6 separate regions of the Mus musculus genome follow, and regions 2, 3, 4, 5 and 6 are each linked to region 1. Evidence: chromatin loops called from intact Hi-C (ENCODE). Cell type or tissue: heart. All regions are shown on one strand. Region 1 holds the start of Tmed5 (transmembrane p24 trafficking protein 5). Region 2 holds the start of Pigg (phosphatidylinositol glycan anchor biosynthesis, class G). Region 3 holds the start of Dr1 (down-regulator of transcription 1). Region 4 holds the start of Rpl5 (ribosomal protein L5). Region 5 holds the start of Dipk1a (divergent protein kinase domain 1A). Region 6 holds the start of Mtf2 (metal response element binding transcription factor 2).

Evidence for each region. Hi-C counts contacts between places; a loop is a spot of excess contacts. Peaks named below come from ENCODE experiments on the same cell type or tissue, not always from the same donor. Only the 100,000 strongest peaks of a DNase experiment are listed, where the experiment ranks them.
Region 2: a loop joins it to region 1, with 2.7 times the contacts of the local background. A loop is called at or near these places in 7 of 42 quality-filtered maps.
Region 3: it touches region 1 in a loop (7-fold over the local background); 11 of 42 quality-filtered maps call a loop at or near these places.
Region 4: a loop joins it to region 1, with 4 times the contacts of the local background. A loop is called at or near these places in 6 of 42 quality-filtered maps.
Region 5: a loop joins it to region 1, with 6 times the contacts of the local background. A loop is called at or near these places in 2 of 42 quality-filtered maps.
Region 6: it touches region 1 in a loop (5-fold over the local background); 7 of 42 quality-filtered maps call a loop at or near these places.

The regions. Positions count from the first base shown.
Region 1 is chr5:108,130,425-108,135,424 of GRCm38, forward strand. It overlaps Tmed5 (transmembrane p24 trafficking protein 5), which reads right to left and starts at 2,196. Exons shown (of 4, transcript NM_028876.3): 1 at 1,812-2,196. The coding sequence starts at 2,000. Ccdc18 (coiled-coil domain containing 18) reads left to right here and starts at 2,490. Exons shown (of 29, transcript NM_028481.1): 1 at 2,490-2,574; 2 at 4,998-5,000. In heart, a CTCF peak has its summit at 2,149; DNase peaks (open chromatin) are centred at 1,657 and 2,237; H3K4me3 peaks cover 2,852 bases; H3K27ac peaks cover 2,091 bases.
Region 2 is chr5:108,309,442-108,314,441 of GRCm38, forward strand. It overlaps Pigg (phosphatidylinositol glycan anchor biosynthesis, class G), which reads left to right and starts at 3,372. Exons shown (of 13, transcript NM_001310689.2): 1 at 3,372-3,637; 2 at 4,518-4,723. The coding sequence starts at 3,484. In heart, a CTCF peak has its summit at 3,126; a DNase peak (open chromatin) is centred at 3,330; H3K4me3 peaks cover 2,229 bases; H3K27ac peaks cover 1,575 bases.
Region 3 is chr5:108,266,788-108,271,787 of GRCm38, forward strand. It overlaps Dr1 (down-regulator of transcription 1), which reads left to right and starts at 2,110. Exons shown (of 3, transcript NM_026106.4): 1 at 2,110-3,022. The coding sequence starts at 2,803. In heart, no CTCF peak of the experiment used is centred here; DNase peaks (open chromatin) are centred at 2,054 and 2,674; H3K4me3 peaks cover 3,746 bases; H3K27ac peaks cover 2,115 bases.
Region 4 is chr5:107,897,884-107,902,883 of GRCm38, forward strand. Rpl5 (ribosomal protein L5) reads left to right here and starts at 2,645. Exons shown (of 8, transcript NM_016980.2): 1 at 2,645-2,763; 2 at 3,987-4,056; 3 at 4,139-4,254. The coding sequence starts at 2,761. In heart, a CTCF peak has its summit at 2,601 (motif pointing right); a DNase peak (open chromatin) is centred at 2,658; H3K4me3 peaks cover 2,712 bases; H3K27ac peaks cover 1,500 bases.
Region 5 is chr5:107,983,562-107,988,561 of GRCm38, forward strand. Dipk1a (divergent protein kinase domain 1A) reads right to left here and starts at 3,516. Exons shown (of 5, transcript NM_026062.4): 1 at 3,388-3,516. The coding sequence starts at 3,441. In heart, a CTCF peak has its summit at 2,770 (motif pointing left); a DNase peak (open chromatin) is centred at 3,480; H3K4me3 peaks cover 2,352 bases; H3K27ac peaks cover 2,033 bases.
Region 6 is chr5:108,062,950-108,067,949 of GRCm38, forward strand. It overlaps Mtf2 (metal response element binding transcription factor 2), which reads left to right and starts at 2,725. Exons shown (of 15, transcript NM_013827.3): 1 at 2,725-3,016. The coding sequence starts at 3,012. In heart, a CTCF peak has its summit at 2,746; DNase peaks (open chromatin) are centred at 2,722 and 3,282; H3K4me3 peaks cover 2,279 bases; H3K27ac peaks cover 1,947 bases.

The sequences.
Region 1 (5,000 bases):
AGGCTAGCCTTACCTTGTCATCTTCCTCTCTTAGCCTCCTGAGTATTTAGAATTATCAGCATACAGTACCATGCTTGCTTGCAAGGAAAGTTCTGATGAATAAAATTTCTTTTCTTACCTAGATTCTTTCACTAAACCCATAGCTGGTTTCCCTGTGCCTAGTTTTACTTCCTTTAAATCTGCCTTTCACAGTCTACCTACCTATCTGCTTAATCTTACATGGCCTTGCAAAAAATAAGGGAAAAGGTATTCATCACAAAACACATTTATGGTCCCTTCTGCGTTGCCTCGATGTGTGGTCTATTTTCTTCCTTTGCTACTCCTACCCTAAGACCTGACAGTCTTCAAAGCTAATAAAACCCCAGTACTTATAGTATGCCTCGGAACACTTAAACTATACATCCTACAATCACAATGTCTAGTCAATTCTTCCCTTTTCTAAAACTGGCCTCATTCCTTGCATTCTTAACTCATTTTCAGATTTATTTTTATTTTCTCCAACAATCCTATTCTCTGAAAACCAAAAATCATGCTTTATTCAAATTGCCTGTAGGATGTGATGGTTCATGCTGTAATACCAGTCCTGGGTGGGGGGGGAGGACACGACTTAGAGAAGGACTCCTGTGAGATCGGAGGCTAGCCTGGGCTAAATACTGAATTCAATGCCATTGGATACATAGTTGAAACCTTGTCACAAAAACCAGAGCAACCAACCATCCATCCAACCACAGCCTACCAAACCCATCAAGCCCAAACAAAGCCTGCCTATGAACCCCCAAACTCCTGAGAACCAGGTTTTTCTCAGTTTGTTCCTCCTCCTGGAACAATTCCTTGCATACATTAATTGTTCAGTAAATGCTAAACTTTTGTTCACAAGTGGAAATCAAGAAATATTAAGCTGTAACCTTAGTTGTGCTGAGATTTTTGTATATTATGACTTTAGATACTTCCTGTAATTACTGTAAACATCTATAAATAATCCCAAAGGCTCCACATATAAAAGTTTTACATAAGAATTAAAAAAAGATTTAATAATAAGCGTATTCTGCTGATACTAAAAAGAAAACAATGACACGGGAAGAAAGCTGACAAAGTTCAATGGAAGAAAGGTCATACACTATTATCTTATTTGATTTCAAAGTGATGGATGTACACCCGGGATGACAATGTACCACTAAATACAGCAACAGTCCATTTCAACACATTTCAAAATCTGACTTAGAGATCTTCGCATGGACACAATTCAATACTCCCAAGACTGGGTTTCACTATGCAGCCTTGACTGTTCAGAGATCCACTTGCCTCTGCCACGGGAATGCTGGGGTTAGAGGCGTGTGCCACCACTGCCCAGCCACAATTCAAAACATCGTGCCGATTTTATAATATCGGGATTTGGTGAAAGTGGTGAGAGTGAGTCAAACAAGTGTTATCACTTCGTCCAATAATAAAGAAGAACGTGTATCAACCCCTTACAGCGAACTTCTCAGAACTGTAGGGTATGTAAACTAGCTTGAAATGGCTTGGGGGAATTAAGAAACAAAGAGTAACGCCATTGACGTCACCAGTGCTGGCCTCTTTCCGACCAGAGGAAAGGGAAGAGAGAGGGTAGGTGTCAATTTTAGGACTGGCCAAACTTGTGAGTTCCAGGCTCCCAGGAGCCCCGCTTAAGTACGCCTGCGCCAAGCAGGCCAGTTTCCCAGGAGACCCTCCTCGGATTCACCTCGGTCGCTGTCCCACCTTTTCCAAGTAGGTGAGAGGCGACCATGTGGTGCGGCCCGGCCCAAGGAAGGCTAGCCCACTTCCGCACTTACTTGGTATTCGATCTCCAACGATGCCTTCAGGGGCATGGGCTGGTAGAAACACTCCTTCCGGCCGGCCGGCAGCGTGAAGGTAAAATCACTGTCCAAAGAGGGTGTGAAGCCGGCCGCCCCGCGCAGCAACGCTGCGGGCAGAGCGGACAGGAGCAGCACGGGGAATGGCAGCCACATCCTGCCGCCCATCCCTGTCGATCTCTGCCTGGACGCGTGTAGGGAGGTGCGGGATACTGGTGTCTCCGATTTGAAATCCCGATCTGAGGGAACTTCAGGCAGCGGCGAGCCTCACTCTCTTGGAAGGTGGAAGCACTGCCTTCCACTGGGCCGGGCGAGGGCGGGGCCAGCGTCCCCTTTCGGCTGCCTTCTGGGTTTCGCATCCTTCCTTCACACCAGACTTGTCGGTTTCGGCTTCCCTCACACACGCCAATCAACGTTGGCGGGGGTAACGACGGGAAATGTAGTCCGAGGTGACCACGGCACGCCGCTCATCCGCGCTTCCAGACTCATTTCCCGGCATGCCCTGCGCCCCGCTCCCGTTCGCAGAGCCCCGCGTGGTGGGCGGGGTCGGGGCCCGGGAGGCGGGTCCCAACGGCTGCCGCGGCGGTTCGAACTCGGCGCCTCGGAGGTTCGCTGGTTCTCCTCATCGAGAGTCAGAGGCTTCCATGTCGTGGGCTGCGAGAGTGTCCCAGGCTTCCGAGCGCAGAGGAGGCTCGCGGTGCGCCGTGGTCTGGGGACGCTAACCCCGCCTGCGATCTGGGTGGTGAGCAAACGCCTCCTGGCTGGAAAAGGGCTTTCCCGAGGGGTTTGTTTTCTCTTGGGACAGTCGACCTGCGCCTGGCCTGCTTGTGAGGCGTTTTCTTTTATTTGAGGCAGAATCGGAAAGGAGGCTGCCAGACTTTGCTCTACTCCCTACAGGCAGATGGAGGACCTCTTTCTTGAAATAAAATACTGTATAAAACCATGTACTCTTTCTCAAGCGGAAAGTCCTGTCACAGGATTTTATAGAGTGTAAAGTGCTTGTCCTTCGCTCGATGAGTGTGCGTGTGTGAGAACTCATTTTTCACTAGACTTGAAGATACGGTTGTCAGGGCCGCCCTATAGGTAAGATGATAAGCCTTTCTACGTACACATACTACAGGTAAACGTAGGAAAATGAGGATGTTTAAATACCAGACGTATCCAATTCTGAACGGCTAGAAAATTCTTACGTGAAAATGCACAAGTTGCTGAACGTAAAAGCCTGACTTAAATGGTGTCCTACAGTACTGATCAGCATTTTCTAGTCTCAAGTTTCTTCTTTTCTCTCCTCCATTATTCTGTACGAAGCTAGAGATGTTGCATAGATGTGAAGTAGCATGGATTCCTGAGCCACTGACTGGGGAAGTCTTCCAGCTTATGCAGAAGCAAATTTGTTAAAAAGAAAACCAGAAACAGGGTAGAAAAGGGTAGAAACATTTACATCTACAAAATATCTCGTTTAATTTTAGGCCTCAACTTTTTCCAATAAGGTGCGAGGTGTTTTTTTGTTTTTGTTTTTTTTTCCAATCCACCCTACTCCTGAGAAATTTTGCGTGGGAAATTAATGTACCAGGACCGTTTTTACCTGAGTGAGGGAGGGAGAAGGCAGTTTATTCATTTATCCGTTCAAAATAATTGAGTTTTCCTAAGTGCATTACACTCTTGAACATAATAGGTGGGAATTAATAATATCTGTAACCCAAATTTTAAGAAAGGCAATGAAAGAGGTGCTACAGTGAAAAAAAAATTAAATGGAATATGAGAGAGAAGTGAAATTGTAAGATTATGCAGAAAGTTCTATAGTAGGAGTGGAAATTCTAAAACTTTTTAGTTTTTATTTTAGTAATTACAATAATAAAGCATCCTTTACTGTGATTTCAAGAATATTAATTTTACTCTGTGTCTGTGGGTGTTTGGGATCCTCTGAAACTCGAGTTACAGACCATTGTAAGCTACCATGTGGGGGCTGAGAATATCAGTGGCAACCCTTTGAAAGAGCAATGCCTTTAAACCCAGAGCCATCTCTCCAGCCCATCATGATCTTTCTTTTTTTTTTCTTTTTTTTTTTTTTAAGATTTATTTATTATTTATTATATGTAAGTACACTGTAGCTGTCTTCTGACATTCCAGAAGAGGGAGTCAGATCTCGTTACGGATGGTTGTGAGCCACCATGTGGTTGCTGTGATTTGAACTCTGGACCTTTGGAAGAGCAGTCAGGTGCTCTTACCTGCTGAGCCATCTCACCAGCCCCATGATCTTTCTTTTATGGCCAAGAAACTTAGTTTCATGCTCACAGGTTGGTGCAGCAAACAGTTCACTGCATGTAGTTCTATGAGTTGAACTGCTAACTGTCATTTTTGTTTTGTTTTGTATTTTTTTGAGACCATGTCATACTATACAGGCCAGGTTGGCTTTGCGCTCACAGAGACCCACTTGCCTCTACTTCCCAAGTGCTAGGATTAAAGGAATGGTAACCATATCCACTCTCTACATGTCATTTTGATCTGTGATTATGACTCGCGAGTGTTGTTAAATTTTACAACCACTGTGAATGGGAGGAGATAACTTACCTGGTAATAATAGCTTTTAAGAATTTATGGAAGATTTTTGTTTTGTTTTGTTTTGTTTTGTTCTTTTTTGAGACAGGGTTTCTCTGTATACCCCTGGCTGTCCTGGAACTCACTCTGTAGACCAGGCTGGCCTCGAACTCAGAAATCCACTTGCCTCTGCCTCCTGAGTGCTGGGATTAAAGGCATGGGCCACCACGCCCGACAGAAGATTGTTGTAACATCAGATATCCAGGGCTTCTAAAGTTAAGTTTTAACATCTCATATTGAAGTTAATTAGAAAACTATACCTTGATTCAAATCTCAGATTGATCCTCTAAAATTGTGTGACTTTGAGCAAATTCATCTTCTACGAAAAAATTGCATCCATTCATTTGTGTGTGTCTGTGTGTGATGAGTGTCATGACTGTGGAAGGCAATGGACAACCTGTGGGAGCCTCTCCTCTACCCTGATCTGTTGGTCCTGAGGAGCACCCTCGGTTCTCAGTCTTGGTGCCAAGCACAGGTTTTTCAATTTTATTGCTGTGAGATTATTTTAATTTATACCATAAAATCTTCAGGCTAACTCCAAGAAGTTTCTTTCTATTTTTTGTTAAGGAA
Region 2 (5,000 bases), 180 kb after region 1:
ATATAAGAGATACCAGCCAAGTGGTAGTGGCAAATGCCTTTAATCCCAGCATTCAAGAGGCGGAGACAGGTGAATCACGGTGAGTTTGAGGACAGCCTGGTCTACAAAGTCAACTGCAGGACAGTTAGGACACAGTGAAACCCTGTCTTAAAAACCCAAGAAGGGGGAGTGTGGGTCAAATGGATTGTGCCACCAGACAGAAGGACTGATAAAGTTGAGCAAGCCCAAACCCCATGAAACTCAGAATTGAGTACTGCAGGCATGGGATGAGATCCCTGCTAAAACCTGCTCTAGAACGAGTAACCCCACTGAGAATGCATCAATCAGTCAAGTAAGGAAAACACCTGAAGCTCTCCCCGTGCTAATAGAGCATCACTACCACTTCAAGCTGAGCCAATGGTAAGCATCTTCCCCTGGATCCCACCCTACTCCTCAATGTTTATAAAGTCCCTATACACATTAAGTAAAGGGCATAAGTTATTTCACTAAGAACAGTCTGAGTGGCTGTTTTACTGTATTGTAACACTCTGGGGAAGAATTTTCCTTCCTGAAGAGACCATCGCTGAACCTTAGGCCTGCTTGGCAGGCTGGGCTCACACCCTTGTTGGCCCTGTAGCTACTGCTGCCCTTGCCACTGGCATTAGCAGGTGAGACCTGGGATCCAGAGTTCCTGCCCTGTGCGGGCTTCCCTTCTGAGAGCTGTTTCCAGATGGACCAGAGAACCATAGAATCCCTGGTTCAGGGAAGGATGATGGAGGTGAGAGAGAGAGATAAGAGACAGACAGACAGACAGACACATACACACACACACACACAAACACACACACACACACACACAGAGAGAGAGAGAGAGAGAGAGAGAGAGAGAGAGAGAGAGAGAGAGAGAGCAGAGCCAGCCTGAGTCTGCCATACATGCTGTGTGCTATGAATGGCAGAACTAGAGAAATGGAGCCTTTTGGAGCTCAGAAGAGTATGAAGTCAAGTTTTTGAGTTGTACTTTCGGACTTAGGGTTTCTTCTCATTTTATTATGACTGTTTCCTGATTCTTTCCTCTTGGAGTAAGAAAGTATATAACTTAATTTTGATTTTACAGGAGTGCACAGTTGAGAGACTTTGAATATATTTTAAGAGATGGAACGTTAAAACTGCATGAGTTTGGGACTGGAGAGATGGCTGTAGTTAAGAGCACTGATTGCTCTTCCAGAGGTCCTGAGTTCAATTCCCAGCAACCACATGGTGGCTCACAACTGATACCCTCTTCTGATCTGTCTGAAGAGAGTGACAGTGCATTCACATACATAAAATAAATCTTAAAAATAAATAAAACCCCTGAGTTTTAAAGTTACTTATGTCATATATTATTAGTATTATATGAGATCTTAGGGATAAAAAAAATAAAGGAACAGAGTTGAATAATTTATTTGCATACCAAGTTGTCAAGGGTCAATTATCCTGGTTGGGCTTTGTTTTTGTTTTTTCCTCAACTTGACACAAGCTAGAGTCAAGGATCTGAGAAGAGGATAGTGGACTAAACCTCTGAATGTAAGGCAACCCCAATTAAATGTTTTCCTTTTATAAGAGTTGTGGTCATGGTGTCTCTTCACAGCAATAGAACATTGACTAAGACAAACTGTGACCCAGGATATTTAAGCCAAATAAGCCTTTTGCTCCCAAAGATGTTTTGGTCATGGTGTTTTATAACAGCAATAGAAACCCTAAGACAACATGTAACACTTCAAACTATATAGTCTGAAGTTTTAATTGGTTAATCATTCTTGTAGGAAGTTAAGTGTAAGGTGGTATTCTTTCAGGAACTTTTGTTCATAGAAGTTCATGTTTATGTGAAATGAGGAATAATGTACACACTGCAGTTGGTAGTCTAGCGGGACAATAGAGTTCGTGTCTTCTGTGTTTTGTTTTGTTTTTCTCTTCTGCTTAGTTGTTCTGTCCATTATCAACACTAGGATATTAAAGTGTCTAAACAGTGTTCTTCTATTTCCTATTTCTACGTTCATTTGTCAGGACTTGCTACATGTACTTTACTGATATTTTATGTGCACATGCATGTATATTCCTGTGGTACTGTCTTACTGATATTTTGATTTAATAAGACAGTGTGGTATTGTCATAAAAACACCTAATTAATAAACTATGTCATTAACTAATCACTGATAAATTCAAAGGCTACACACACACACACACAATTTATTTGTTTGTTTATTTTTATTCCCTTCCCCCCTCCCCCAGACAGGGTTTCTCTATGTAGCTGCTGTCCTGGAACTTGCCTGGAAGTCACAGAGATCCATGACATAATATTTTTAACACCACTCATGTTGGGTAAACATGCAGAAGAATGGAACTGGACCCTTCCTTTATACATACAGAAATATCAAGTAAAAATGGGTTAACCACTAAAATTTAATATCTGAAGCTATAAAACTCCTATAAGAAAAAGGTGAGAAGAAACTTCACCAAAACTGATGCTTTTTTTCCCCCTTAAACATATAACACCAAATTCACAGAGAATTACCACCAAAAAAAAAAAAAAGTACGTGTGATTATGGTAAACTGAAAAAAAAAAAACATGAACTAGATGAAAATTTAGCTTACAAATCAAATATAAAGGTTGCTATCCAAGATATTAAGGAATTCATACAACTTAACAGCAGCAAAACCTCTATCTTGTTCTTGGCTTCCTAGAAAAACAGAGTTCGTGAGAAGGGGTTTGGGTCTTTTGACTTACAGAAGCAAGGTCCGCAAGGAGAATGAGTGTGCACAAAGGAAGACAAGGCTGGGGTGGACTCTGTTCAAAGACCGGCTTCTGTCTCATTGCATGAGCCCGGGAAAATTCCCGCATCTAGAGCGGAAAGACCTTGCCTACCAAACACGTGGCCCCCTACGGTTTAGAGGTTCCTTCCAGAGGACAGCTTTCCAAAGAAGGGGAGCACACTCACTGATTGCCAATCGCATCAGGATCGCTTAATCTGCAGGCTTGCCCCAGACCCGAGTCTGTCAGAGTCGTCCTGTCAGAAAACTGGGGCCATAACACCAGGAGGAAGTGAGTAGGACTAATAATACACCAGAAACACCAGCAGCTAAATACTGCACCGACACTGGGCAGCGCTAGATGCGCCTGGCTCAAGGCGCACAAACTTGGAATCCTGAGATGGCGGGGCAGGTGCGGGGACTCTCGGTGGCACCGGAAGCGAGGCTCCCGAATGGATCAGCCGGGGATTCCGTGGACCTTTGGGTTCGGGAGGAGGCAGGGACTCCCGGGAGAATCACCCCGGGGCCGGTCCGCGGGGAACGTCGTCAGGGAGCGACCGCGGGCACTCGCCACTCTGACGTACTTCCTGTGCGCTGGGGCTGGCGAGGCAGGCTGGGAGGGAGCTCTTGACAGTCCGGGTGTGGGCTCTGGGTGCGGGTTTGCAACGCCCGCTGTTACACTAAGTTTCGGGCCGACCGGCCCAGCGGCAGGGCAGAATGCGGCTGGGCTCCGGGGCCTTCGCTGCCAGCTGCGTAGCGATTGAGGTGATCGGGGTCGCGATATTTATTCGGGGATTCTTCCCAGCTCCTGTTCGTTCCTCTGCTAGACCAGAGCACGATGCAGAGACCCCAGCGCCCGAACCCGTAGCAGGTATAGCCCCCCGCCCCCATCTCGGTGGTTCCCGCTTTCATTCTGCCCCACCACGGAAACAATTTGTATTGTTTTAGTGTTGTTTGTGTATCATACACCTTCGAGGCATTCGCAGCCTCCCGCCCCATGTCGACCTATGTGATAATCAGAGGATTCCCAGAGTAACTCCGACTTTGCGTCTTGTTTGCCGCTGTTCAGTGATTCGTACCCCTTTTCCTAATAATCCTTTCAATCACTACCAATTTAGGTTTCCAGTTTTGGACCCATAGGGCATAACAGGTGATGTTTCTTCAGATCTCCTCCAGTTTTCTACAACTCTCCCCCAGAAGACCTCCCGGCCCTCAGTGCTTAGGGCCTCTCTGCATTAGCACCCTAGTAGCCTCACCAACACAGAAATAAACACCTGATACCCACTCCGCTGCAGTGAAACAGGTCCATATAATCACAGCCACTGGACATGTAAACCCATAGGTTCACTGCCTGCAAGACTAGGCTTTAGGGCAAGCTCAGGGAGGCACAGTTTCCAACTGTATGTCTCTTAGGTAGAAGTGGCCCTGTCCTGGACTCTTCACCTTGCTAAGAGTAGTGCACTACACATTCCTGGGATACCTACTCATTGTTAACATACTGTCCAGCCTAGCCAGGAGATGCCCTTCTTGGTAGTCACCTGCAGGCTGGTTACAACCCTTGAAGGAACCTTCACAGTTGTCTTGTTTGGTTTCTTAGAAAATTAACACAACACTGGCTACCCAAAATGGGCCTTCTTTCAGGTTGAAATAGATTTGATGTGTGCTAGAAGAACAAAGGAAAAAGACATTGAAGGCAATGGAGTGCTGAATGGAGTTTAAAATTTAATTTCCCCTTTTCTAAATACTTTTAGGAGTCCGTTCGAACTGGACCAAGCTGCCACCACCTCTCTTCAGTAAAGTGGTTATTGTGTTGATAGATGCATTAAGAGATGATTTTGTGTTTGGGTCGAAAGGTGTGAAGTATATGCCCTACACAACGTATCTGGTAGAAAAAGGAGCATCTCATAGCTTTGTGGCTGAGGCAAAGCCACCCACAGTTACTATGCCTCGAATCAAGGTAAATTTAACTTGGTTAAATTTTATGAATCATGACTTGGCTCTTTTGAAGGTTTAGAGCGATTATTTAACCGACTTGGAGACCCTGTTTTAATAACATGGGAAATATTTCAGTGTTGTCAGTGTTGCTGGGCAGTGGGGTGCTGAGGAAATCCCATAATAAGGTAATCTTTTTACCCCTTGTTAAGTAGCTGAAGTTCATCCCTCATGGAAAGGGGGAGGGATTTAGAACCAGATTTTCCAGGCCACCGTAGTCCAGGAGGTATCCTCCTTTGTGG
Region 3 (5,000 bases), 140 kb after region 1:
GCTTTGAACTTTTAAACCCATAGAGATCTACCTGCCTCTGCCTCCCAAGTGCTAGGATTAAAGGCCTGTACCATCATGCTGGGCCTTACCTTTAAAAATATGTTTTCAATTGCTCTGCTGTTGCTTTTCCACTGAACGTGTGTCTTCAGGTTTTTACAGCTTTTCACTGCCCTTGCCTCTCTCTCAAGCTGTTTTGCCATTTGCTTCTTTAGTCTTTACCACTACATGAAAAGCCTTCCTTCCCCATTCTGCCCCATTAGCTTCTTGTTGACACATATCATTTCTTTTTGACCTTTTAACAAAGTGATATCACCTCTTTCATTTATGTCCTTACAGTTTGCAGCTGTACTATGCTGTCCAGAGTCCATCTTTGAGTTATCAATCCTCTTTCCTTATCTTCCCCAATGCAGGCATTGCAGCTGGGTGCCACCATTTCTGACTCCTACTAGTTTGATTTTCCAGAAATATTTCTCTGTACCATTTTCCCATGTGACTTCATTTACAATAGTCCTTTAAATGTGTAAAGTCTTTACTGACATTTTCCTTTATGTTTTTATACTTCTTTTTCATCTTTAAAATCTTGTGAACTTTTAAAGTTAAAAATACTGTACTTCAAACCTGGAGTTGAACTCATTTGCAGTGGCCAAGACCTTTAATCCCAGCACTTGGGAGGCAGAGGCAGGCAAGTCTCTCTGAGTTTGAGGCCAGCCTGGTTTATAGAGTTCCGGGACAGCCAGGGGTACACAGAGAAACCATGTCTCAAAAAGCAAAAATAAAATAAAATAAAATAAAATAAAGAAAAGCTGGGGTTGCAGGTATAAACAATTTAGACAGTGGCTTGGGAGAACTCAGAAGCACTCTGTAGACATGACTCCCATATGAGAAAGTTTGCTTATAATATAGTAATAGCACAAAATGGCAGGCTAACCAGGTAACAGTTACCTAGGACTTAACATTCCATCTAGATTTTAATATTTTATCTAGGTCTTTATACATCTGAACCAAAATTTACTTATTTTGAAGAAGAAACTTGTTCTTTATAATCAAAGATTGAACTTACTAGCACTGATATAATGAAGAATATTTAGTTCCCAGCAAGCATTTTGGAGAAAATGTTGAATGAAAAAATTAACTCAAGGCTGGTGTTCTAGCTCAGTGCTGAAGCTGCATCTAGTAAGGTGGGTAGGAGGGGATGGTTGACAATGATAGTCTCCTGGAAACCAGACATCTTAAAGCATTGCCACAGTCCAGCTGCCAGTCTATCAACAAAGAACACGATGAACTAAACTGTGCACGTAGATTTAACTGGCTTAGTCCTTTCAAAAGTTACAACTTTCCACTATTAATTAATGTGACAGTATGTGAGGATTTGCGTGTGTTGAGACAGGTTTTTTCTGTATTGCCCTGGCTGTCCTGGAACTTGATTTGCCTGCCTGAGTGTCGTGTCCTAAGTGCTGGGATTAAAGGCGTGAGCCACTGTCGCCCAGCTGAGCTTATCTTAAAAAAAAAAAAAAGTGATTTCTGTGATGAACGTGGCACTAGTTATTAGTAATCACTTGGAACGAAGCAGATATCGGACTCTCATAAGATAAACCTTTTTTTTTTCTTGTCTTCCTTTCAAAAGCAAGTATGCAGAGGGCCATAGCTCATGGTATGCCAAACATTTTCATTACTTTAGATCAGACTACCAGTTTCCTGACTTAGCCACTTGTGGTACCGAGGACAGCCACTTCTTTGAAGGCTTCATTTCTTTCTCACAAATGAGAACAGGGAGCTCTGATCTGAATGCTGTGAAGTAGTTGTAAAGGCCTGTCCTCCCCACTCTGCTCTTTTCACTCCGCGCCCTAATCCCGACAGCTAAGGAGATAGGAAAAGGAAGTTCTTTAGTAAGGACCAGGGCTCCCCTGCCACGTGGCCCTCCGCGGGCCCTTCTGCCCGCAGAGCAAGCGAGCTCCAGGGCCCGACGGAGGAGACGCCGGGTCGCCGTGCGTGGGGGAGCGGCAGGCGGAAGCTGCGGGCTGCCAAGCCCCGCGGCTCCCGCCCGTCCGGGAGGGGGTAGGGGCGGGGCGTGCACACGGAAATCCATCGAGGAGGGCGGGTGGGACCTGGGGAGTTCGACTTCCGGTGGCGCAAAGCGTGCCGGGATCAGCTTGCGGCAAACCTCCTTCCCCGGCCCGTAGAGAGACCACCGTTAGCGCCGCTCCTGCTCGCACAGCCTGCTCTCGGCCACACGCTTGGCCGCTGCGGCTCCCGCAGTGTTCGGCCCGGTCCACTTGGTTTCCCAGGCAGCCGGCGTGCGCTCAGCTGCGGCTTCGGCAGACATGTTGTGAGGCGGCGGCGCGGGTGCCTGAAGGATGGTTTGGCCGAGGCGGCTGCAACCGCTGCTGGTGGCGGCGTCCTCGGGGGCTCCGGCTCTGTAGAGCTGACCCTGCTCAGTGTCCGCCCGGGACCGCGGCCGGGCGGGTATTCCTCTGTCTTGCGTGCGCTCCCGTGCCGTTTAGGTTCGGTTAGACGACAGCGCCAGTCCGTTTGAGGCGACACGCAGGGTGGTTCTCCAGCCCTGGGAGTGGTGTCCCTAGAACCCTCAGCCCCCTGACCTTTCCTTCATATTCCCACTAAAATCTCTCACACAGTGGGTGTTCCCTGCCCTCCAGCCCTCCTTCCTGGTTTCTGCACTCTCTTCTCTGAGCTTCCCGGACCCCAACATCCCTCTCCAGGGACAGCCTGTTGAGAAATCTTCGTGGAGTGGTGGACCAGAGGCGAGGAGTTTAAAAGTTGGGGCTTGAAAGACAGGAAGATACGATGGCTTCCTCGTCTGGCAACGACGATGATCTCACTATCCCCAGAGCTGCTATAAATAAGATGATCAAAGAGACTCTTCCTAATGTCCGGGTGGCCAACGATGCCCGAGAGCTGGTAGTGAACTGCTGCACGGAATTCATTCACCTTATATCTTCTGAAGCCAACGAGATTTGTAACAAGTCAGAAAAGAAGACAATTTCACCAGAGCATGTTATACAAGGTAAGCGATTTGTGTGGGATTTGGTTTCGATGAAGGATCAGGGGAACAGTCAAGCTAATAGAGTAACCACTTGGCGTCACAGAGCCTTCATTCCACTTCACTAGTAAGCACAGTTAATGAAAAGTCAAAACGGCATAGAGACAGCTTGTACCTTAAGAAAACACCTATGTAGCATTCTTCTGACATTGTTTTCATCCGGCTAGTGCAAATAAGGAGTGCAGACATTAGGGTCAACAGACATCCGCAACCCCTCACTAGTACAGTTTCCAATCAGGTCTTAAAACAACAAGAATTGACTGCCCACAGCTAAACGTGGATAATAACAACTGAGAAAGGAAACTCAAAGTTCTCTCTTGGAAAGTTAAATTTTAGAACTTCGAGCATGAGTTGAGTCAGAGAGTACCTCTCCCTCACCTGTATCGAGGAAAAGATTCATTTTTGAACACAGGGGTAGGAAAAACCCTTGGGCTGGTGACGGAGGTCAGTGGTGTATCATCTAGCAATCTTGCACAAGGGTCCTAGCATTGAGTTAAAAAAAAATATTGACATGAGTGTGTTAAGTGTTGTAAAGTTAATTGCTTTTCAAAAAGGAAGTATATTTTTGCTTTAAAATCGCTAAGAAGGTGGAACAGTCATCACCAGGTAACCAAAGCGAGCACCACATTTTTTTCTTTTTGACTCCCTCCAACTATTGATTGTTCTTTGAAGATTATTTGTAAAAGATGACTGGGGCAGGGCGGGAACGACAGTCCTGGGGCTTGAACGTAGGGCCTGACACACGCTAGTCAGCATTCTGTTGCCGGTCCTTCTCGCCTGCTGGTCCCCTTTGGATGTGTTTATACATTTATCTTTTATTGAAAAGCACATCTAAAAGTTTCGACAGTTTCTTCCTTATGCTGGAAAAGACTAGGAGACTTTGATGGTTACAGGAAAAGGAGACAAAAGTGCTCTTGGCAAATTTTGGGAAGTACTTTCTGTGGTTTTTCATGAACTCTTAGGAGAAGGTTGCATTCAGTTTGAGACAGTCACTTCTGTTTTATAATAATCTATTGGAAATGCGAACAATTTCTTGATTACTTTTATTTAAAGTTAAAAGGAACAAATTTAATCATACTCGGCAGGTAGTTCTCTACCATTGCCTTTTTATAAAGTTAAGTGTTAAATAATTTTACTTTCTTGTTAATGTCAAATAGAGAGCACATGTATTCGTATGGAGCATATCCATTTTACACCGTCAATATTGACAAGAAGATCAATTGATTAATTTTGAGCCTTTATCCTCTGCTGATGGTAGATTAAAAATACATCCTGCTGTGATGAGGGTGTCTCTCAAGGCTGAGTACTTAGCATGGCAGAAGTCAATCCCAGTAGGTAGTGGAGCCATGATGGTGTGTGTGTGTGTATGTATATAAATAGTCATATTATATACACATATACTCTGCCATTTCAGTACATAGTAGATAACTAAGAAAAAAAAGCAATTTTTTTTTTTAGGGTTAGGAAAGGCAAGATGATAATAGGATCCTACTGTGTTGCCTAGCCTGGCCTTAAACTTAAGAGTCTCTTCCTGCAGTATCTTGAATACTGGGATTATGGACATATAACCACCGTTCCCTGTTGCTTATTTGATTCTTTTGTGTGTATGTGCTGAACTTATGTGTGCTAGGTAAGCACTGCACTGCAGAGCTATATTTCCAGCCGACATACTTAATTCTTAAAACTGGTATTTTTAGAGCTGGGCGTGGTGGCGCATGCCTTTAATCCCAGCACTCGGGAGGCAGAGGCAGGTGGATTTCTGAGTTCGAGGCCAGCCTGGCCTACAGAGTGAGTTCCAGGATAGCCAGGGCTATACAGAGTAACTCTGTCTTGAAAAACAAAACAAACAAACAAAAAAAACTGGGTTTTTTTTTTTTTTTTCCTTCTTGTTTGGTTTGCTGAGTGGTAAGAAAAATGGAAGCCAATGTGTTTTTCTTTTTTT
Region 4 (5,000 bases), 230 kb before region 1:
AGTCACAACATTAGGAAGGTTGAGAACCACCGTTGTAAACAAATACTCTTGTTTTACTTAGCAATGGAGAAGATTATTCTGGTAAAGAAGAATCGCCCGAGGCTTTTTCTTGGAGAACTAAAGAGCAAGAAGAGCCAAAGCTGACTAGGAGTCAGTGTTGTGTGTCTAATGATCTCTACCTGCTGTCATTAGTGATTTTTAAACTTCTGTACTGGATTTGTAAGAGCTTGAATTTTTTATTTCCTGTAACCAAAACAATTTTTTTCTTTCTAAATAAAATAATTATGATCAGAACCAATGGCGGGGGTTGGGGGAGGCATGCTAGTTGTCATACTTAGGGTTTCTATTGCTGTGATGAAATATCATGACCAAAAGGCCATTTGGGGAGGAAAGGGTTTATTCAGCTTACACTTCCACAAAGGAAGTCAGGATAGGAACTTGGAGACAGAGGCTGATGCAGAGGCCATGAAGAGGTACTCCTTACTGGCTTGCTCTGCTGCTTTTTTTTTTTAGAGCCCAGGACCACAGCTCAGGGATAGAACCACCCAGGATGAGCTGAGCCCTACTCCATCAACAACCAACCAAGAAAATGCCCTACAGCTGGACCTCATGGGGGCATTTTCTCAACTCCTCTCTGATGACTCTAACTTGTGTCAAGTTGAAACAGAAAACCAGCTAGTACAATAACTGAGCACACTTTTTTTTAAAAAGTATTTATTTTTATTTGATGTGTGTTTTATTTATTATTTTATTATGAGCATTTTATCATTTGTTTGTCTGTTTATTTAATGTGTTATTTTATTTGGTGTTCTGCCTAGATGTGTGTCTGTGTGAGTGTTAGATTTTGGGGTTTCAGAAAGTTGTGAGCTGCCTTGTGGGAGCTGGGAAACTCCAAGATCTGAATCATTAGAGAGGAGGTGGCCTCCACTGAGAAAAATGCCTACATGAGATCCAGCTGTAGGACATTTTCTATTGATTGCTGCTGCTGACCCACACACTTCTAGGGGATTCGGCTTCAACCTGGAATCTCACCACAGGAATGCTGGGATTACAGGTACATACTCCATTCCTGGCTTTCCATAAGGGTTCCGGGGGTCTGACGTCAGTACATCAGGTTTGTATAGCAATCACTTTTACCTGCTGAGCTATCCATAAAAATACAAATATTTTTAAGGAGTCCCACTGCCCCTCCAAAATCTGAGCACCAGTGTCATAAAATGCTATTGCTAAAAATAATTGGGTACACAGAATTTGGGGAAGCAACTTTGTTTTGTTTTTTCTTTTCTTTCTTTCTTTTCTTTTCTTTTTTTTTTTTTTTTTTTTTGTTTCGTTTTGTTTTTTGAGACAGAGTTTCTCTGTGTAGCCCTGGCTGTCCTGGAACTCACTCTGTAGACCAGGCTAGCCTTAAACTCAGAAATCCACCTGCCTCTGCCTCCCGAGCGCTGGGATTAAAGGCGTGCGCCACCACGCCCGGCTAGGGAAGCAATTTTCAAATTGCATTCTCATTGACTTTGGTTTTCCGAGACAGGATTTCTCTGTGTAGCCCTGGCTGACCTGGAACTCACTTTGTAGACCAGGCTGGCATCAAACTCAAATCTGCCTGCCTCTGCCTCCCAGGTCGTGCACCACCACTGCCCGGCTCTCAGACTTTTTTTAGACTTTCTAAAGCTCTCAGCCTTATAACTGTTCTTTCACGTGTTTAAATAATTGTTTGTATGCATTTCTTTTCCTTCAGGCAGCCCAGGCTGGCTTCCAATTCACTAGGTAGCCTAGGCTAGCCTTGCACTTTCTGATTCTTTTTCCTCTCCCTTCTAAGTACTGAGGCTGCAATTCTTAGCTGCACACCCAGTCCTAAAAAGAAACTTCTTGAGGAAGGGGACTAAGAGTGATGGAGGAGGCGGCGCTCATAATGTCAGGAATTCTGGGGACAATGGAAGCATAAAGGCAACAGGAGAGTGCAGTGGGTTTTGTTTTGTTTTCACCATGTAACAGGTAACTAAGAATTGACTGGAGGTCAGCACTCTGAGAAGTGCTGGAGAATGAAAAGTATGCTTGAAGCAGATGTCAAGATGCTATGCAAAGGCAGAAGAGTCTCTTCTAACTCAAACTTGAGGCTCTGAGGCTGAGCTTCCCGGCGGCCCTGTGTGCTGGGAATTCCGAAATATATATTCCAGAAGTGAGTCAAGTCATGGAGAAGGCAAGATTTCAGCATAGGCAAATTCATGTATTTAACTTAATTTTTACCCCCTCCTGCTTAGAAAAATAATTATATAAGTGTGGTGTGTGTGCGTGCATGCCGAGCGTGTTTTTAAAAATGTCCTCCTGCCCGGTAGTGGTGGCACACGCCTTTAATCCCAGCACTTGGGAGGCAGAGGCAGGCTGATTTCTGAGTTCGAGACCAGCCTGGTCTACAGAGTGAGTTCCAGGACAGCCAGGGTCACACAGAGAAACCCTATCTCGAAAAACCACCCCCCCCCCAAAAAAAAAAAAAAAAAAGTCCTCGCAAAAAGCCTCTATTTCCCTTTCTCATCGCCCATCCTCCATGCTCGTTGAGAGGAGGAAGATGACATTCATCCTCCTACCGGCAGGGGGCGATAGCCCGCGCATCTTGAGGCCTACAGCCACTCTTTCTCACGTCGCTTGCGTGCTGGTGGTGCTACATACTGCGCATGCGTACGTGACTCCGGTCTTTTTCCCCCTTAGCGCGGCCGACTCTGCAGGTCTGCGTGGAGCCGCGGTTGCGGGTCTCTATTCCGCAGGATGGTGAGTGGGCATCTGGGTCTCAGGCCCGTGCGTGCACCGGGGTGCCCCCTCCTCTCGCGGATGCCCGCTCGGGGTCGGCTCGTGCGACCCGGGGGGCAGATGGCATTCGATTCCCGGCTCTGCGCCCGCCGTTCCAGCGTGGCCTAATGGCTGCCGGGTGCCAGCCGGGGGAGGGGCCGCGGCGGAGGGTGCTCGGGACGAGGCTTCCGAGTCCGGCTGCCAGCCGCAGTTGTCTCCGGGGTCGTCAGGAGGCCGTGCCACGGAAGCCCGAATCCCTCGGCCTCGCACAGAGCCCTGAAGCCGGGAGTGTCTGTCAGTGGAGGCCGTGGCGCTGCTGCGTCCCGGAAGGGATGTGGCGGCCCCTGGCTCTTCCTGGCCAGAGTCTGGCCCTGTTTTCAGAGATTTGCTGAGATCGGACTTGAGAGGTGGGGTGCAGCTCTTCATTTGCGAGGAGTAATTGTAGATCGTACTCTGCCATTTGAGCCCGGTTTAGGCAGGGAGGAAGTGAGCGCCGAGTGGTTGAACTTTCTCGGTGAGGTGTGCAGTTGTCGGCACAGATTGGCTCCGGTGTAGGTGATACATCCCGGCGGTTTGGCGTAGGGATCGATCAGTGGTACAGGAATTGAAAGATTGTTTAAAGGCAGTACGAAAATGTCTTTGTACCTGCAAGTTGTAGTAAGGAGCCTGCAGTTGTGGATGGAGCGACTTGGGTCGGTGCCCTATTCCGCCCAGCCATCTTTACGTGTTTTCTGAGGCTTAGTTAGGTGTGTTTGGCGAAGAGAACCAGTGCAACAGCAGTTCTCCATCTGGTTCTTAACCCATCTGTCAGATATTTGTATTAACGATGAATAACTACAAGATTAAATTAACGAAGCAGCAACGAGATTTATGGTTTGGGGAAGGGTCACCACAGCATGAGGAACTAACCTTATTAAAGGTTGAGCACTGCACAACAGCGATTCTTGTTTCCGGTCAGCTTAGAAACATGCTATAGAAGTTGACACTTGTAATAATTTGCTTTTGAAACTTGGGCATGATTTTGTTACATAGTTAAATAAAAAAATACAGACCAAAACCCAGGTGGTTCTTGCCTATTAATTCGGCGCTCAGAAACTACCAAATGCTAGGTCATGTTGGGCTACATAGTTGGCCTGTATCAAAAGAAAAAAGTCATGGGACGAAACAATTAGCAAAGCCCTGATAATTTTTTTTTTCCTTTAAAGGGGTTTGTGAAAGTTGTCAAGAATAAGGCCTACTTTAAAAGATACCAAGTGAGATTTCGAAGGCGGCGAGGTATGAACTTTTTCTGTTTTAGTTTCTGAAGACTGTTTCAAGGTGGAACCTTCCCTGGTTAAATTTTTTTTTCCCCTTGCAGAGGGTAAAACTGACTACTATGCTCGAAAACGATTGGTGATCCAGGACAAGAATAAGTACAACACACCCAAATATAGGATGATAGTTCGTGTAACTAACAGAGATATCATCTGCCAGGTGAGTTATGTCCTAGACTTGAGTAGTGTGGTCAGACGCATCAACTCTAACTTTTGGGAGAGACTATTTTCTTGTGTTAGTAGATTTCAGTGGCGGGTGGGGGGGGTGGGGGTGGGGGGAAGGTTTGGAAATCCTGGCTTTGCTTAATTTCCATTATGGAATTTGAGAGGAGGACTGGGAAATCTGTTGATATGAATAGTCTTCCAATTACCTTCATCTGTCACGCATTAACTCCTGGTGCTTACTTTATGGGCTTGTGTGCCATTTTACTGATTTAAAAAGGCTGGTAATAGGGTGGTAGGACTCTTGTTGCCAGGCAGGGTTGCTCATCTGTCATCCCAGCATGACAAGCTATTTCTATTTACTGTTTGAAATAGGTTTTAAAATACACAAAAATGTCTTCCACTTTGAAAGCCCTTTAAAAATGGCAGTCCCTGTATTCAGGGCTTTTACAATAAAAATTTGCTGGTCAGGAGATAGGTGCACTTGCCTTTTGTGACTTTGTTAACTGAAGGTGGGGTTGTCTGGTGTTCTGATAATTAAGGATGAAGTGTCTAAGACTTGGTTAAATTTAGCTCAAAAGATACTTTTAAGTAAGTGAGACCTGACTTTGGTGGTGGTGGATCTTTATTTAGTTAACCTTGGCTGTTGCCTGTAGACCAGGCTGGCCTTGAATTTAAAGCTCTGCCTGCCTCTACCTCCCCAGGGCTAGGATTAAAGGTGCCCTTTTTTGAGATGGGGTCCTA
Region 5 (5,000 bases), 150 kb before region 1:
GGTTGATGGGAATTCTGTGAGGAAAGGTCCTTGACAAGCAAGTCAAATTATTAAGTTTCCCCCTCTAAATTATGGGGGAGGGGGTAGACATAGCTCCTGGGTTATAAGGACTCACTGCTCTTGAAAAAAAGACCCAGGTTCAGTTCCCAGCATCCTCATAGTGGCTCACAACCACATGTTAACTCCAGTTTCAGTGGATATGGTGTGCTCTCCTATCCGCCACAGGCAGCATGCACATAAACATGTCACACATACACAGGCAGGCAAAACATTCATACACATAAAATAAAAAATGTCTTCATTTTGTTTTGCTTGTTTAGTTTGTTTTGGCTTTTTTGTCTTATTTTTGTTTGTTTTAATCTTTGTTTTTGTGAGGGCTTTTTGAAAGAGAGAGAACGTTAAGTTGGGTGGACAGAGAGGTCGAGAGAAGCTGGGGGTGGGGTGGGAATATGATCAAAATATATTGTATGAAAAAAATTTAGAGAAAAAAATACTAAGGAAAAAATAGGGAAAAAGAAACTTAAACTCTCTAAGGGCTAAATAAGGACATAAGTGACCTTTGGCCCCACCCAGTTGAGACAAACAAGAACAACTGCCAAGGATATAAAACTGGTTTCAAAAACTTTCCAGGCCATTTATCTTCCCCTCCTCTTGGAAATAAATCTACCTTGCTGTTTCCCTACCCACAAGGTAAGAGCATCTCCCATACCTGTTGAATGGTTACAGCCTCACTGTAACTTAAAATGTACCTGGAGGGCGAGGTGACGCGTGCTTTAGTCCCAGCACTTGGGAGGCAGAAGCAGGTGGACTTCTGAGTTCAATGCCAGCCTGGTCTACAAAGTGAGTTCCAGGACAGCCAGAGCTACAGAAAAACCCTGTCACGAAAAACCAACAACACAAATGTACCTTATCAGAAATATTATTGACATCAGGTATCTGCAGGTGTGGCTGGGCATGCCTGTTATCCCAGCACTTGAGAGGCTATGACAGAGGGTCCACCATGAGTCTGAGGTTAACCTATATACATATCCAGTACAAGCCAGCCAGCACAATACATAGCAAGACCTTATCTCAAAAGAACACAAAAGTAAAAACAAAACCCCCTCAAAACGGGTATCTGTATTCCCTCAAAACAAAGTGTAAGAACTAGTTTCCCTGAAGCACTGTATACTGGGCACACTTGTAAACCCTGCACTAGGGAGGTAGAAACAGGAAGATCAGAAACAGGAAGATTGGGAATTCAAGGCCAGCCTGTGCAAGACTGGGACTTGGTCTCAAAAAGTGTGTGTGTGTGTGTGTGTGTGTGTGTGTGTGTGTGTGTGTTCTAACATACACAGGCTGTTAAAGTTTTTTTATTTTCTTTTGCCAAAAGACAGTGCACAAGAAACCCTCTCCATGACAAATCAAATTTAGCTAATACTAAGTTAATGCTAAGCATGATCTATGAAGAAGAAGAAGGAGGAGGAGGAGGAGGAAGAGGAGGAGGGGGAGGAGGAGGAGGAAGAGGAAGAGGAGGCGGCTACAGAGTTAGCTCAGTCTGTAAAGGTCTTGCTCTCCAAGCACTTGGCGTCCAGATTTGCACATCCTTGCAATCTCAGACCTGACTAAGTGGAGACAGGGGGATTCCTGGGACTCCCTGGCCTATTTGGAGATTTCGATGGGAGGAAGCTCCTGGGGAAAACACTGGACTCTCAACTGTGCCATTCATTCATACCCTTGCAATCACAAGCTCTTAAAAGCAAGAGGATCAGAAATTCAAGGTTATCCTTAGCTACCTCGAGAGTTCTAAGTCAATCTGTGTCACATGAGAACTTGTCCTTTAAATCTTAAGTTTACCTTTAAATTTTTTTGAGACAAAATTTCTCTATGTAGTCGTCACTAATCTCGAACTTGTTATGTAGACTATGCTGGCCTCAAACTCAGAGGCCTGATTCCCAAGTGCTGGTATTTAAATAGTTTAAACATTTTTAAAAATTAATAATCTTAATATTAGCCCACTAGCAAGCTTACCCTAATTTCATCATTGATAACGATGCAAATTCAGAAAAGTAAGAAACACACTAAGTGTTTGTCATTAATGTAAGCATAACTATTTGTAAAACTAATTTTGTTTGCGTGGTGTCGGGGATTGAATCCAGAACTCTTAATTTCTAACCTTAACCACATCAGAAAACCTTTGTACAGTTATAGCGCCAAAGATTGCATTCACATCTGTGGAAAACATTTAAAGCCAAAACTAAAGCCTAAAGCTCTACCAACTCCAAAAATTAATAATAGAAAGCTAAGTAGTTTAAGTTCAAAGATTTTAAACATGCCCAAATACTTTAACCTGGAGGGGTGGAATGCTAGACTAGGTTCTAATACTGGTACTCAAGGCACAACTATTTCTGGTGGCGCTGCTACAAACATTCAGTTTTACACCCTTAAAACCATGAGTTGTCAAGTCAGTCTCTCAATCTGGGTTTCTCTCGTTTCGATGTAATGACTTACACTTGCAAATTTCAAATTAAAATATAAGATTTATTTGGACAGTAACGGTTTCTCCTCAACTTTTTCTTTTTTTTCCATACTCATAAGAAGCACACCAACAACTGACCTAAATACACGTCCCATGTCGTCAGGCCTTTTAATGTAAGCAGTGTCCTCTAGAGACATATAACAATACTGCCAATGTGTGAGGCATTGATTTGTAGTTGTTTTTCCATCCGAGCTATGGATTTGTGCTCAGCTACTCACGACGTCTACTAGGTCCCCCTGGTGACCAAACAGTGCACCAAAGCAGCAGGAGGGTTCTAAAGCCTACTGACAGCGGAACAGAAAATCATGAAAAATTAACACGGCAACAGTACACACGACGTGACTGTGAATTGCGTTCGCACTGCTGGCGGGCTGAGTGAAGAGCCGTACAACGGTCACCATCCCCTTTTTGCAAAAGCATCGCCTCGATCGAGCTTGCCTACTCCTCCCTCCCATTTAAACCAGAGATGTGATGAGAACACCAAACCCAGGGGATCTGCACGAGGCACAGCTACTGGCTGGGACTTGGGGAACCACTGGTATGACAATCGGTCACGATTCTGTGGAGCATGGAGGAATGACACACCACCCTTTCCTACCCCAGACACAGAGTCAGGAATGGCAGGTCGAGGGGGGGCCCTTGGGGAAAGCGGGAGAGCACGCAGAGGAGGGACCGCGGCGCGTCCGGGGCCGGGACTCAGAGGGGCTCAGGGCTGGGGCGGCGCCCGAGGAGCGGGACCAGGGCTGGGAGGGCGCGCCGCCAGGTGCCGGTCCGCAGGAGGCGGCGGGGCGCGCACGGAGGGAGGACGGGGCGCTGAGTCCCGCGTGGCGCGGAGCGGAGGGCGCGTGGCGGGGCCGCGGCCGGCCTACCTGGAGGTAATGGGGTTTCCTCAGCCAGGCCCCCGCGCAGAGACTCCTCGCCATGGCACTCACATCGCCCCGCCGCGCCGCAGTCGGAGGCGGACCCGAGCGCGGCCGCCCGCCGGCCTCCCCGCCCCTGCCCCGCCGGCCCGCCCACGGCCCGCCCCCGGCGCGCGCTCCCCGGGGCCGCGCTGCGGCGAGGGCGGCGGGTAGCGGAGGCCGGCTCCGCGCGCAGAACCCCACCCCCACCGCCAGCCGCGGCGGTCGTCAAGGCGCGGGCGCGGGGCTCCGCCATAAAGGGGAGTCGAGCCTCGCGTCCGCCGACACAAATCCGCCTGCGCCTCCGTGCTTAAAGGGGAGGCGCGGACGGGGGAGGGGTACGGCCGAGGCGGGTGCGAGCAGCACGGGGGTGCGCAAAACGTGGGCTCCGTGGAGCGCCCACTTCACTGTGAGGCTTGCGGCTTCACGCGCGGAGTCCCGCCGTCCGCGCTCTGGACCTGTGCGAGCGGATTGCACGGAAATTCTGTGGATGCTTAGAGCTGCATCCTAGGCGACCAACTAACTCATAGATCCTCTCCAGGGAAAGGAGGCTCTCCGGAGACGCGACCACCGCTATCTAGGGGAGGAAGGGACTCCTTCCCGCTCAGTTCTGCGTGGCCTTCCAGACACTTCGCCTCTTTGCGTACCTTAAATTTAATGCAATTTTTTTCTTTTATTTCTTTTTCTTTCTTTTTTACCATTTCGACTTTTTGAAGTTTGCATTGTTTGCAAAACAGCCTCAGAGTTTTCTTGCCTCTACCACAGAATCATGATTCACACGTTAAATACATAATTAAATAAATAAATGCCGGATAAATACAGTGAAGGCAGGAGACCTTCTAGGATATAGCAGAGCAGCTCAGTTAAGGCTATACACCTCAAGGCGTTGCTTTCTTCTGTTGACACTGATGGCCAAATAAGGGAGAAGGGGCCACCCTGGGAGGAGTACAGCTATTGATCTGAGTGACTTCAATGCAGGGAGATGCAGGTCCTACTTCATTTTTTTCCCTTGCTATGCCGTACTTTATGTTTCTAGTGCTTTCAGTTTCTGGAAACAGGTCTTTAACCTGGATAATATTTTGTTACTCGCAAAGAAGTGCATGAGCCACTGACTTTCACTTTTAATTAAATGACTTCAGTAATTTCTAAAGTAAAAGTAAATATGAGCTGGGCATGGTGACTCATGCCTGTAATTCCAGCACTTGGCCAACCGGAGCTACTTAAGACAAAGACAGACAAAGGGAGGGAAGGAAGAAGGAGGAAAGGACGGATCCTACCGGTTTCCTTTAGTTGTTTTTTTGTTTTTTGTTTTTTTAAAGATTTATTTATTACTTATTATATGTAAGTACACTGTAGCTGTCTTCAGACACTTCAGAAGAGGGAGTCAGATCTCGTTACGGATGGTTGTGAGCCACCATGTGGTTGCTCAGATTTGAACTCCGGACCTTCGGAAGAGCAGTCGGGTGCTCTTACCTGCTGAGCCATCTCACCAGCCCTTTTTTTTTTTTTTTTTAAGATTTTATTATTTATATGTGTATGTCTGCCATATTTGTGTGATTGCTTATAAAAGCCAAAAGAGGGCA
Region 6 (5,000 bases), 67 kb before region 1:
CATCTGCTGCTACTGGTGAAATGAGCCAATTCAAGTCAGATTAGGCAGGTTTATTGGGAAACTGCTCTCCAGAGAGTGAGTTCACTGGCCCTAAAGAAGGAGGCCAAGGATGTCACCATGGGGGTGGGGGAAAAAAGAGAAAAAGGGTGCTCTTGAGAAAGAGAAGAGGAGGTACAGAGAGAGAGAGAGAGAGAGAGAGAGAGAGAGAGAGAGAGACCAAAATGTCTGACTTTTATAAGGAAGAGCCTCTGGGGGAAGGGCAGCCCAGCAGCCCCTGTGCTGAAAAGTTCAGGGTTGGGGGAGAGAATGACAGGGACTGAGGGATGCTGGGAGAATCTGCAGGCCAGGTCTGTTTGGGTATGTAAAATATGCAACTCAGTCCATGTACTGTGGTACAAAACCAATCACTCATGTCTACATAGGAAAAAAATTAAAGAGGTGTCAAGCACAGGTGGTGGCGCACGCCTTTGATCCCAGCACTTGGGAGGCAGAGTCAGGAGGATCTCTGAGCCTGAGGTCAGCCTGGTCTACAGAGTGAGTTCCAGGACAGCCAGAGCTATACCCATCTCAACAAACAAACAAACAAACAAACAAACAAACAAACAAACAGAAAAAAGGTGTCTTAGAGTTCTTTAATTTACAAAGTATTAGATCACTTTTTGTGACCAAAGGTGCCAAAGTTTAGGTCAGAAAGTGTAAAGCAGATTATGTTTCCTTGTATCGAGTTTTAAATTATGGCACCCACCTGATGTATAGTTTGTTTTCAAGATTTATATTTACTTATTTTATGTATATGTATAAGAGAGTCCTTCTCTTCAGACACACCAGAAGAGGGCATCGGATCCCATTACAGTTTATGACCCATTGTGTGGTTGCTGGGAATTGAACTCAGGACCTCTGGAAGAGCAGTCAGTGCTCTTAACCACTGAGCCATCTCTCCAACCTCTTTTAAAAGACTTACCTATTTTTATTTTATGTACTATGCTGTTTTGCCTCTTAGAATTAGAGCTAAAGACACTGTGATCTGTCATGTGGGTGCTGGGAATTGAACACAGGTACTCAAGAGCTCTTAACTACTGTGTGTGTGTGTGTGTGTGTGTGTGTGAGAGAGAGAGAGAGAGAGAGAGAGAGAGACAGAGACAGAGACAGAGTGTGTGTGTGTGTGTGTGTGAGAGAGAGAGAGAGACAGAGACAAGAGAGTGTGTGTGTGTGTGTGTGTGTGTGTGAGAGAGAGAGAGACAGAGACAGAGAGACAGAGACAGAGAGAGAGAGTGTGTGTGTGTGTGTGAGAGAGAGAGAGAGACAGAGACAGAGAGAGTGTGTGTGTGTGAGAGAGACAGAGAGAGTGTGTGTGTGTGAGAGACAGAGAGAGACAGTGTGTGTGTGAGAGAGTCAGATACAGAGACACATGAGAGAGAGAGAGAGACAGAGAGAGAGAGAAAGAGGGAGAGACACAGATTGATATAATGTACTGAATAAAATATACTGTATAATACAAAGCTAGCCATGGTGGCTCAGGCCTTTTAATCCCAGTACTGAGGAGGCAGAGACAGGAAGATCTCTGTGAGCTTGAGGCAAGCCTGGTCTACACAATGAGTTCCAGGACAACCAGAGCTATATAATAGATAGACTCTGTCTTCAAAAAAGAAAAAAAAATGTAGTATAATATGAATATGCCTATTTGCCAGATTTTTCAGAACCTAGGTAAAGGGAACTCTTTTTTGTTTTGTTTTGTTTTGTTTTTCGAGACAGGGTTTCTCTGTATAGCCCTGGCTGTCCTGGAACTCACTCTGTAGACCAGGCTGGCCTTGAATTCAGAAATCTGCCTGCCTCTGCCTCTCAAGTGCTAGGATCAAAGGCGTGCGCCACCACCGCCCAGCTTAAAGGGAACTCTTGAAATATGAGTGAAAGGAATTTAGATCATAAGAGGTATTTCTTCAGAGAGAAAATTCAGTACTGCCTCTGTGACATAATCTGTGATAAAAAGTATATGACTCTGAAAATATTTTCACAAAATAGAAACGTATTACAGGTGTTTCTATAAGTGCTGGGTTGCATTCAAATATAAGTCAAAGATATAAGCATGCATTCCATTTATCAGCTGGGCCTCATATAAAAGCCTGCAATAGTATGAAAGTTGTGTGTTCCTTCAATCAACTGCTTTGCAGGAGGGTATGCTCAAATTTCACTACAATTAGGAAAGGTCACAAAGCAGGTAAACAGGGAAAAAAAAATCTCGTTCATCGTCAGAGGAAAAAAAAGTGAAAATCTCCCATTACAGATTCCAGATAAGTTTGGATTTGGATAGTATTCATTGAACGAAATTTGCCATCCAGGGTCTCCTCCCCACTTAAGGGGATTATAACAGCAGGCCTCTAGGTGAAGGTAAAAGAAAAGTATTTTTTCCAGTTAATAATTTCCTTTCTTCAGAAAGGAAATCACCCCATCAAGATGTACTGAGCAATATCCTATTTCTGAGGGCATTAAAAAAGACCGCACGAAAGACTGGACACGATCTCTCTTTTTAAAAGACCTAGTAAGGCAAGCATCAGCGTCGGGAAGCGCTGCGCTCACTATTGTGTCTGCACCGGCAGCAAGAGGACTTAATTCCACCGCGACGTTAAAGAGTCCCTCTTTGTTCAGCGCTGGTCCGGGACGCAGGGCGCGGTGTTCCTCCGCGCTCGCCGCGCAGGCCCCGCCCCTCTGCGGCTCTGGAGAGCTGCCATTCGGCCCCGGAGTAGCTCCGCGCTCCCAGAATGCACCGCTAGTCCGCGGGAAACCAAAATGGCGAAGGGCTGTTGCGAAGTGGTCTGTGTTTGAGGCCGGTGTGAGCACGCACATTCTCCTTCCTAACCCTCGTCCCCAAGGAACTCGGTGTGTGTGTGCGTGTGCGCAGGGCTCCCGCTGGGGCGGGTGCCCAGGGAGTGCCCGGACTCGCGGGGGAGCGCCCACGGGAACGAGATTGCTTCTATTTTCCTGTATGAAGCGGTTGGCACCACTTAAGTGACCGAATGAGGTGAGAGACCTTGGCCTGGGAACCGACTCTTTGGGAGGAGGTTGGGATGAGGAGAGACGAAAGAAAGGAAGCAAAAGAAAGGGGAAAGATGGAGGCTCCGCTTTGGGCAAGGGAGTCCTGTGTGGGGGTGTTTTTGCATTGATGCATATGTTGAAAGAATGGATCGGGAGGGGTAGTCAGTGAGATGTTGGTAAAAATAGGGACTGGGGGAAGGAGCGGGGCGCCCCGCTCGGGAGTCAGTTGGTGGAATTAGATAAAACGTTGAGACAGGGAAGCTGTGTTTGGAGGGCAGGAAGGAACCTGGGGGCGGGAGACGGTTGGAGGGGCAGGATGAACCTGGTGATGAGGGGGTGGGGAACCGAGGGGAGGAGCCGTCAGAATGCGGGGAGCCTAGTAGAGGGGCTGACTGGCACTTTAAGGGGTGCTAAGGAAAGTAGCAGTTTGGAACCAGAGGGTGCTGGAATTGTGTGGAATTGTGGTAGGGGAATCTAGTGGTGGGCTAGATAGCTAGCGTACGAGGATGAGGAAAATACCCTGGAAAGCAAGCCCTGGAAGCTTAAAGAGAAGAAGTGATAGGTGAATTGATACGGGGAAGAGATAGCTTTTATTTGGAGGCATTTCTTCCGTTCAATTAAAATTTCTTGCCCTGATAATTTGTATTCATCATTACAACTTAGTTACTTACGGCACTAAGGGGTTTAACCAAAATTTTCCAGGATTTCTTAACACATTTCCATAGTGCCAGAACTCTTAACTGTGATTTACAATCTGCAGTCCTTGGTGGTTAATTTTTTCTTTGGCAGAGATGGATTTATTGAGTGGTACGAGAGATTGTGAACAATAGGAAAAGGGGTATGGAATGCTGTTTTATTCTTTAAAACCTTTAACTTTGGTTGAAGATATTACCATGCAACAGTAGTTAGAATTTGAAAACCCAGACAAGCCTGTAATTGACATAGAAAAGTACCTCATGAGATCAAAGTAGAGCTAGAAATATGTTAGTGGTTGGTTGACTCCGTTTTCTCTAGCAGCAAGTACTTTCTCCTTCAAATAGATTCCATGTAATCTTCATAGGAACTTCTGCAGACTGTTTTCAGCCTTTATGTTTTAATTTTTCTTTTGGGAATTTCTTTTTTGGGAGAGAATTGTGGGTAAAAAAACTGATTCTTTTTAGGATGCTGGATAATACTTTAAATGTTTATTTTTTTATTTAATGTATATAAGCACACTATTGCTGTCTTCAGACACATCAGAAGAGGGCATCAGATCCCATTACAGATGGTTGTGAGCCACCATGTGGTTGCTGGGAATTGAACTCAGGACCTCTGGAAGAGCAATCGGCACTCTTAACCACTGAGCCATCTCTCCAGCCCCCTGGACAATGCTTTAAGTGGAGGATTTTTGTTTTTTGTTTTTTTGTTTTTCCTTTTTAAGTTTTGAAGCAGGGTCTCGTTATATAACTCTGGCCAGCCTGGAACTCACTTTGTATTCCAGACTGGCTTGAAAAGACAGATCTGTCTGCACCTGCACACTGAATGCTGATGGAGATCACTACCATGCTCGGCTGTTATTACTTTACTTGAGTTCACATCAGCAACTATCATTGGGTATGCAACTATATTTAAATGTGTACTGTGGAGATTTCTTTTCCTTTTGTTTTCTCCTTTTCTTATTTATTTATTTATTTATTTACTTACTTATTTATTTATTTTTGGAGACAGGGTTTCTCTGTATAGCCCTGGCTGTCCTGGAACTCACTTTGTATAGACCAGGCTGGCCTTGAACTCAGTAATCCACCTGCCTCTGCCTCCCAAGTGCTGGGATTGAAAAATTGCCTGGCGAATTTTTTTTCCTTATTTGTTCAAAAAGTATATATTGGGGACTTTGTGTCATATGTGGTCTTAAATATTAAAAATACCGTTGTTGAACAATAGACATGTTCAGAGCTCATGTAGAGTATGCAGTTTGATTTTTGAGCAATGAG